Linked DNA regions of Mus musculus: all the other regions are linked to region 2. The links are chromatin contacts, found by Hi-C or POLR2A ChIA-PET in ENCODE. All regions are on one chromosome and are shown on one strand. The core of a region is the stretch at or near the end of the contact, and the rest is flanking DNA. Distances in the headings are between cores, read along the strand shown.

Evidence for each region. A loop is a pair of places that touch in the nucleus more often than their neighbours do. ChIA-PET counts read pairs that join two places held with the same protein, here RNA polymerase II (POLR2A).
Region 1: POLR2A ChIA-PET joins it to region 2 with 15 read pairs in Patski. The contact joins the promoter of F2rl1 here to the promoter of Zbed3 in region 2. POLR2A ChIA-PET finds 5 or more read pairs at or near these places in 2 of 5 experiments (Patski and embryonic stem cell).
Region 3: a map of left cerebral cortex shows a loop between it and region 2 (2.7-fold over the local background). The contact joins the enhancer-like site here to the promoter of Zbed3 in region 2. A Hi-C loop is called at or near these places in 1 of 37 maps with a recorded cell type or tissue (left cerebral cortex).

What each region holds. Positions count from the first base shown.
Region 1 is chr13:95,523,883-95,526,582 of GRCm38, forward strand. F2rl1 (coagulation factor II (thrombin) receptor-like 1) reads right to left here and starts at 1,358. Exons shown (of 2, transcript NM_007974.4): 1 at 1,155-1,358. The coding sequence starts at 1,245.
Region 2 is chr13:95,323,465-95,326,164 of GRCm38, forward strand. Zbed3 (zinc finger, BED type containing 3) reads left to right here and starts at 1,361. Exons shown (of 2, transcript NM_028106.3): 1 at 1,361-1,880.
Region 3 is chr13:95,173,066-95,175,765 of GRCm38, forward strand. All of the region lies in intron 1 of Pde8b (phosphodiesterase 8B), which reads right to left. Among named protein-coding and RNA genes, the nearest start is that of Pde8b, 49 kb to the right of the region's middle. Within about 2 kb of position 1,416, at least 1 of the 3 ENCODE cell types and tissues checked has a DNase peak (open chromatin) inside an H3K27ac peak, as active enhancers do; it is left cerebral cortex, where a contact is called at or near this core.

The DNA of each region.
Region 1 (2,700 bases), core at 108-2,607, 200 kb after region 2:
TTGTTAAAATCAAGTTCACCACGTACGCTAGGAACCTCTACCTCCCAATCTCCTCACTCTGAAAACAGAGGAAGCCGACTAATCAGGGTATGCTTCCTATACTAGGTAAATCACGAAAGTAATCACCTCCAACCACTTTTTTTTTAAGTTTGCACACACTTTGTTCCTGAGTTTTTAAATTTCTAACTTTAAATGACAGGCAAACGGAGAGGGGTTGGACGCTCTTCTACAACTTAACGACAAAGTAAAAGTGAGAAATAGCCTTTAAGACTACAGCAAGTTTAGAACGGAAACGCCAGGCCGGGTTTTGCAATAGCGCTATCACTGGTAGCAAACACCCCCCCACCCCACCCTACAGCCTACAGAGGTCTCCGTGGCTTCTAGAAGGGCCAGTTCGAGCTCACCAGGAGCTGCAACGCCCAAGCCGGCAGCGGGCCAGAGGAGCACCGCCCCGAACCGCTTTCCTGCAGTTCGGTTCCTTGGGCATGGCAGCCTCAGAGAGAGACCTGGGTGGCTGCCAGTGTTCGCTCCCGGCGGCGGGAAGGTCTCGAAATCTCTAGGCTGGAGATTTCACCTGGTAAGGGTCCGAAAGGGCCCCTTCTACCACCACGTGACATTCAAACCGCCTGAGTCCCGTGCCCAGCGCATCCACTGCGATGCCAGGTACCGTAGCCCCGAGTGGGTCTTGAACACTGTGGTTCAACCCGCAAAGAAAGGGTTCAGTGAGTGGGTGGGTGCGAGTGTAAAACTCGAGGTGGGAACTTCCCAGGGCACGGGCTCCCACTCACTCCACCCATACGTGAGCCATCAAACTGCTATAATCCGGGGGTCTAGTAAGACCCTATAGGACGTAGTTCGCAGGGTCCGCGAAAACCAATTACTGACTCAGTGTTTGTAAAGGAACGACCGCAGGGAGGGGAGGCTGAGTCCTGCGGGCGCTCCTTCCTTATCTCCCCGAACCACGTCGACGAGTAGAGATTGGAAGTGCCCAGACCAGGATTGTTTCTAGCGCGTCTTTGGTGGCACTTAGGTGTCCCGGCTGATTGGTCCTGGTTAGGGACCCCCATCAAAGCTACAGAGAGTGTCCAGGGGGTGTGCCCGCCTTCCCCGATTCCCCCACCAGCCCAGAGCGTTCCTTCGCCGCTCGAGCTCACCCGGTGCAAGGTTCTCGGTCCGGCTGCAGGAGACCGAGGCCGCCAGAAGGGTGATACCTCCCAGCAGCCACGCCAGGCTGAGACTTCGCATCCCCGGACGTGGGGCGGGCGGGCAATCCGCCACCAGTGGTTCGAAACTCGGAGCCCTACTCTGAGCACAGGGTCCCTTCCCTTAACACGAGCTTCACTGAGCCTTCCTGGGGCGGGACCTGTTTCAGTGAAACCGGAGCCCCTAGACGCACCTGCGGAAGACCACGCCCCCAGGAGACCACGCCCCCTCGAACGTCCTACGCAGGCCACACCCCGGGCCACCTGGCCCAGCACAGCCTGACCGTAGCTCCCGTGTGCTGGCCAGCGTCCACTTGGCTGCTGGAGTCGCCTGCGGGTGAGGCTGGACCGGTGAGGTGGCTACATTGGAATGCAAATGACAGGAAGGTTGGGACCCAGGGTTTTAGAGCCTGGGCGATGTCCAAAACTATCTTTAACCTTTAATTACTTCAGAGAACCAGTGAGGTCATCCTGTGAATGTTAGAAAGTCTATGCTAGTTGCCTTTGTCTTCAGTAATTGGTGTGGAAGGCTTTGTGGTGTAATGGGCAGTGCGGGACCGATATGAAAGGGGTTCTTGTTGGTTATTGTTTTGTTGATTGTTGTCTTGGTTTGCCTTTTTGCGAAAGCTTTCTTTCCCTACTACCCACCTGACTTCAAACTTGTGACGATTCTCCAGCCTCGACCTCCTAAGTGCTGGGGTGCCAGGATTGTTCCACCAGTTCTGGGATTAACTCATCTGTTATCCAGTGTCATTAAACAAACCTGGATGTGTGGGAAGCACTAACCGCCAATGGTTCAGTACTGTTAGCTTGTCTAATGCCCTCAGCACTGTATGTGCCCGCTCCATCTGTCTTCCCATTTTACAGAATAGGAGATGGAACTTAGAATGTTTGCTGCCTCTGGGGTTACACAGTTCTTTGGCACAGTTTGTAAATGTCCAAGCTCAAGTCTATGACTGAAATTTGTCCACAACTTGTTGCTCTATACCTGATTCCACTCGGGTCTCTTCTGCATCGTGATCCCATGTTCCAAAGAAATATATAAGCATGGGTTGGGGTGTGTAGCTTGGTAGTAGAGCACATGCTTAGCATGTCCAAGGACCAGAGTGAATCTCCCCCACAGAGACAGAGGCAGGAGCATAAAGAATTGGAGACCATTTGGGCTACATAGTAGAACCCTATCTTAAAAATAAATTAAAACTAGGACAATAAGTCAGACTTTACTGTTGTTCAAGAAAACTGTGGTTTGAATTACAGAGAAGATACTGGAAGGATTCATAAACGGAAGAGACTCGGATGAGCCCAAAGCAGGTGTCTCCACGGAGAGGGGATTTCAATGTAGGAAGGGCTGGCTGCAGTCCTGGACAGCTCTGAAATGATGACAGAGTTAGAAGAGAGACCGGAGTTAGCCATTTCTCTCAGGTTTGAGGACATCCACCTGGCATGTTGCAGAGGGGTTCCACTCCAGAGGGAAGGGTCAGGCAGTCACTGTTGATAG
Region 2 (2,700 bases), core at 111-2,610:
GGGAGATCCACTTCTAATCAGGAATCTTTGAGGTAAAAAGACACACCTTTAATCTTTTGAGCCAGAAAAACCCCACCCCTAATCTGGGCCACGCCTTCTGCTGGAAGCCTATATAAGGACACGGGAGAAGACAGCTTTTTGCTTTTTGCCACTGTACTCTGGCCTAACTGGCAAGTCCATCGCCAGCGGCGGCGGTTACTCCTGCAGGATTCCAGCTTCTATTGAAGACCAGCTGAGACACAACTACTAGATTCTTGGATTTTCCATTCATAGACAGCTACTGTTGGGTTAGCTGGACCACAGCCTGTAAGTCATTCTAAAACTTCCCCCTTTCTCTATATAAAGAGAGGAATTCGGTTTGTAAGTTCTGTTACTCTAGAGAATCCTTACACACTTTTTAAAATGTGTTTTCGTTCATTTGTTTGTTTGTTTTACTGGTTTGCTGGGTTACAAAAGAATATGATCAAAATATATTGTATGAAAACATTTAGGTCAATCTTGAAAGAGGGGAATCTAATAATCTCGCCATTGCAAAAGTATTCCTTTCGTGATACCCAACAAGATTTTTCTTTTCTCTGAAATTCTTGGCATAGAAGAAAGTCAACAAATAGGTCTATCAGGTGTGTGTGTGTTTAAGTGAGGAGGGTTATAATATTTCCACTGCAAAACACGTGCTCTGCATGAGCAAGGTGCTCCTCCCCAGCGCCACTTGAACCAAAGCAGTTAACATGGATTGTATTACCTACAAAAGAATTTCTTGGTTTTTTGGTTTTTTGTTTTTTTTTGTTTTTTTTACATTTATATCTTTTTGCTTATTGTCTTCTAGCAAGGCTTCGTGCCCATTGTTCATGTGACTTACTTTGACTAATAGAATGTGAGCAGAGCAGTATGTGGGCTGAAGAGATGATTGGGGTGGGGGGGCGGGGAGTCGGTTACCGCCGATCCATCGCCCTCTTCTGGATTCCACTGACACTGCACCCATGCATGCACAGACACCCACCACCACCACCACCACGCAAAAACACTAAATTAAAAAGCAACAAATTAGTGACTTTTGTTTTGTTTTTATGAATGAAGGGCAGAACGTGCCAGCTGTGCGTTAAGAGCTAACTGGTGCGTTCTTGAATTTGGCAAGTCACTTCCTTGCGACTATTTATAGATTAAAAATCTGTATGGTGGGAATATTTGAACGGCTGGAACAGCAAAACGCTACACAACAGGATTGCCCGTCAGCCTGCAAAGCCCCAAGGCTCTCGCCCGCACCTCAGCGGGCTGGTCTTGAAAAAGGTTTCTCTTTCCACCTGGAGCGTGGAATGCAGAAACCCGCCTTAGAACGCAGCCGCTAGCGGCTGATGTAACTGTAAATCACGCAGACGCTGTTAACTGAATATAATGAAGACAAAGGTAGTTCCCTGTGCTGGTGGTTTGGGTGGACACCTTTTCCTCCTAAGACCTTGATTGCAAGGACTTCTGACTAGTGCCATATCAGAGGCCTTAATCTGTAAGAATGCGAGCGAGCAGTGCGCCCAGCTGAGGATCTGGACCCGCTGAATCCAAGGGCTTGGAAGGTTAACGCGCAAACGTGCAGAGCCACGGTTAAAACGCTTTCAGCATCCCTGCGCTATTATTGCACCGTTTAAAAACCTCCGACAGATTTCAATTCGTTAAACTAGTTCTCCATCCGTTACTCTAAACTCCTCCCGGACCGGATGGTTTAGCAGCGGCGCCCCGGCGTCCAGACCACGCGTCACCGCCCCCCATGGACGCCCCGAGACGCGCAAATTGAGCGCTGTGTCTTTAAGGGGGAATCGGCCTTTTCCGTCCAGGACAAAATGTCTGCGAGGAGCCCGGAGGCGAGGGGCGACCATCGCGGCGTCCGGGTGAGCGTGGCTGGCTGGGGCTCGGTGGCGTGGCTTGGCTTGGCGGGAGCGACCGCAGGGACACCAGGGGCTGCAGTGATCTCAGGGGCCCGCGGGGACGTCCGGGATCGGAGAAACCGCGGGGTGGAGGGGTGCGGGGGACGCCACGCAGGACCTCGGGGACTTCGGGAGCCCCTAGGCCGTGGGATCCAGGGTCGCAGCCGCGGGGTCTGCAGGGGATGCCTACCACCCCAGGCTTGGCGGAGGGGCCCAGCCTGCGGGCTTCCGGAACCTTCTGGAGCGTCTCCGCTCTCTTTGGTTAACCAGCTCCGGGGGGTGGGGGGTGGGGAAGAGGGGGAACTGTCCCCGTAAAGTTGCCTCGGTGGAGAGTGACTTTGAGCCTCATGCGCTAATTGCGACTTGGTTAATGTTTCCCACCTGTGTGTGTGTGTGGAGGGGGGGGGGGGGGCTGTAAGAAAACCGGTGTAAACCAGAGTAAACCAGAATCTCCTCCTCCACTGGACACAAAAGAGTTTCCTGATCCGGGCCTGGCTCACTGGAGCCTTTGGTTGTGCAAGCCTTCTGTGGCCGGCTTAAAGCTTTACTAAAAAGAATAGGATTTTCCTTCATTGGAAAAAAAGTACCTGCCATTGCTGAGCTCCAAAGGTGTTTAGAACAGCTGTTGAATAGTTTCGTGAGTTGAGATAATTAGTGGTGTTCTGAATTTTTTATTTTATTTTTTTTTTTAAGACGGGGTCTGTTTCCTTGGGTGACCTGAAACTTGCCTGTGTAGACCAGGCTGACCTGGATCTTACAGAGACTACCTGCCTCTGCCTCCCAA
Region 3 (2,700 bases), core at 166-2,665, 150 kb before region 2:
TTCTATAACATAAATGGCATTTGCTTCTGACAACCTAGTATTTTGTATTACAACAGGATGTGAGTCCAAAGGATGTGGTGGACTAAGGTTAGGAAAAAAGAGACCTCCGTGAACTGGAGAAGGCCTGCTCAGACTGTTTCTGAGATGGTAGCAGAAAACCTGGTGGAGAACGTGGAGCAGGAGCACTCTCTCCTTCCAGAGTGCCCATGAGTGGCCATTCCAGAACTCACTGTTCATGGTCAGTCGCTACGTAGAGGAGGAGTGACCAGTTCTATCTAGACCCGTCTAAGGATTGACTATACCCCAACTCCTTCCTACTTTCTCAAAGCAGGGGATGGCAGAGCTGCCTCTGTGCGGTGGGAGCTTGTCAGGCACACATGAAGCCATGGATTTAACTCTCAGTGCCATTTTTTTAAATGGGGGGAGTAGTACATGGGAGACAGGAGCAGGAGGGCCTGAAGTTTAACATCATCCTTGGTTACACAGCAATTTTGAAGCCAGCCTAGCATAACTGAGCTTATTTCAATCCCCCCCCACTACCACCACCAAAACCAAAACCCCCAACAAACAAACAAAAAACCCACCACACACCTAGAAAGAAAATAATACAGACAAAAAAGAGAGAGAAATAGCAGAAAATTACATCACAATAGCATCTTCCTGAAGAAAAACAACAATAAGAAATCAATAAGGTATCCATTATTGTCACAATGGAAGACTGTCGTCATCTGATACACAAGCTGACTTGCCCAAGAATAGTGATCGAGATATACTTTTTTTAATTTATCCATTATTTCACATATGTATATAGTATACAGTGTATTTTGATCCTCCTCGCCCCTTATCCCCTCTTTCCGCTCCTCCAGCCACCCCACCTCACCATCCCTCAACTTAACACCCTCTATTTTTTTCCTAAGTCTCTAAGTTCAACTCTGACTTTGAGTCTCTGAATGGCTGCAGGGCCACCCTCTGGAGCAGGCAGGAACCTAACAGGCTACCCTGAAACACCCTGGCTTTACCTTTCATATGACAAGCAATTTTCAGGCGACCTGCTAAGAGTTCTGTAGGTAAAAATACAGAGAGAAATGACAAGGCGAAGTTCTGAATGCTCTGAACTGGGTGTGCATGCTAAGCAACCAGAAGTTATTTGCTAATTGTGAAGAAAAGCTTTGAAGCTGAACTTATCTATCAAAGGGAACCGGTACTGAGGTACCGGGGATGCCAGGGGTGGGTGGAAAATTCATCTCCACTGTAACTCAAAGAAAGAGGGTGCCTAAGATAAGCCTGCTTCCAGCAGCTCAGCACACAGGGAACTGAATTCAGGCCTTGACCATAACAAGGCCAGGCACCTTGGCAAGAAGCAAGAGGCCGCCTCTGTGAAGGACAGCCAGGCATGGGAATGTGGAACATCGGTAGGCAGGAACCACGGAGGCTGCACTCCAACACTGCACAGCCAGAGGCTGCAGCACAACTCTGCCTCCCACATCCAAAGCCCAAAACTCCAGAGGGAAATTGGAACCTAAGAAAAAGCTTTGAGCAGACCCGAAAACATCCAACCAAAAATTTTTAGATCTTAAAAAAAAATAGTATTTAAAATGAATAATCAGTGAAAATATTGAACAGCTGGTAAACTATGGCTGAACAGAGAACGAGTAAGCTGCGGGCGACCTGGAGAATGAACGGACACGATGGTGCACACCTGTTTGGAATCTTAGCACTTCGGAGGCTGAGGCAAAAGAACCAAGAGTTTGAGGCCAGCTTGGGTGACACACACAAAAAAAACCTCTGTTGTTTTGTTTTGTTTTGTTTTGTTTTAAATTAGAACTATATGTCATAGATATTGAAGAGTGGAAAAACCTTGGTGGAGTCAAAAGAGAGTCTGACGTGAATGTACCTGGGTGTGGTGTTTTGTATATGCTCAGCCCAGGGAGTGGCACTATTAGATGGGGTGGTCTTGTTGGAATAAGTGTGGCCTTGTTGGAGTGGGTGTGTCACTGTGGGTGTGAGCTTTAAGACCCTGCTCCCAGCTGCCTGGAATCCAGTATTCTGCTAGCAGCCTTCAGATGAAGATGGAGAACTCTCAGCTCCTCCTGCACCATTCCTGCCTGGATGCTGCCATGCTCCTGCCTTGATGATAATGGACTGAACCTCTAAACCTGTAAGCCAGCCCCAATTAAATGTTGTCCTTATAAGAGTTGCCATGGTCATGGTGTCTGTTCACAGCAGTAAAACCCTAACTAAGACACTGGGGTTGAGGAAACACTGGCAATATGGGGCAGAAATATCTTGTGAGAAGGTCTTGGCTGAGAATAATTCAGATACGATAGAAGACATCAATTTTGTGGATTCAGGAGAAGACCCAATCCTAAGCAGCACAAATAGAAGAAGTCCACACTTACACACATTGCTATGAATTGGCAGAAATCAAAGACAAAAAAATGAACACTAAAAGCAGCCTCAGGGGTGGGGGTGGGAGGAGTCAGATGACCCCAGTGAGTCCTCTTTCGAGGGACCATTTCTTAGAGGCAGTGTGCTTAGATAGCATCCTGTCAGGAAGGCTCCACCATCCTTGGTTATACATGAAGATTCCAAGGCACAGAAAAGCTAAGAGCTCCCCAGGGTCACACAGCTGCCAAAAGCCTGGGATTGAAGACCTGGGCACCTGACCCCACAGGCCATCCCCTTATCACTGTGGTTAAA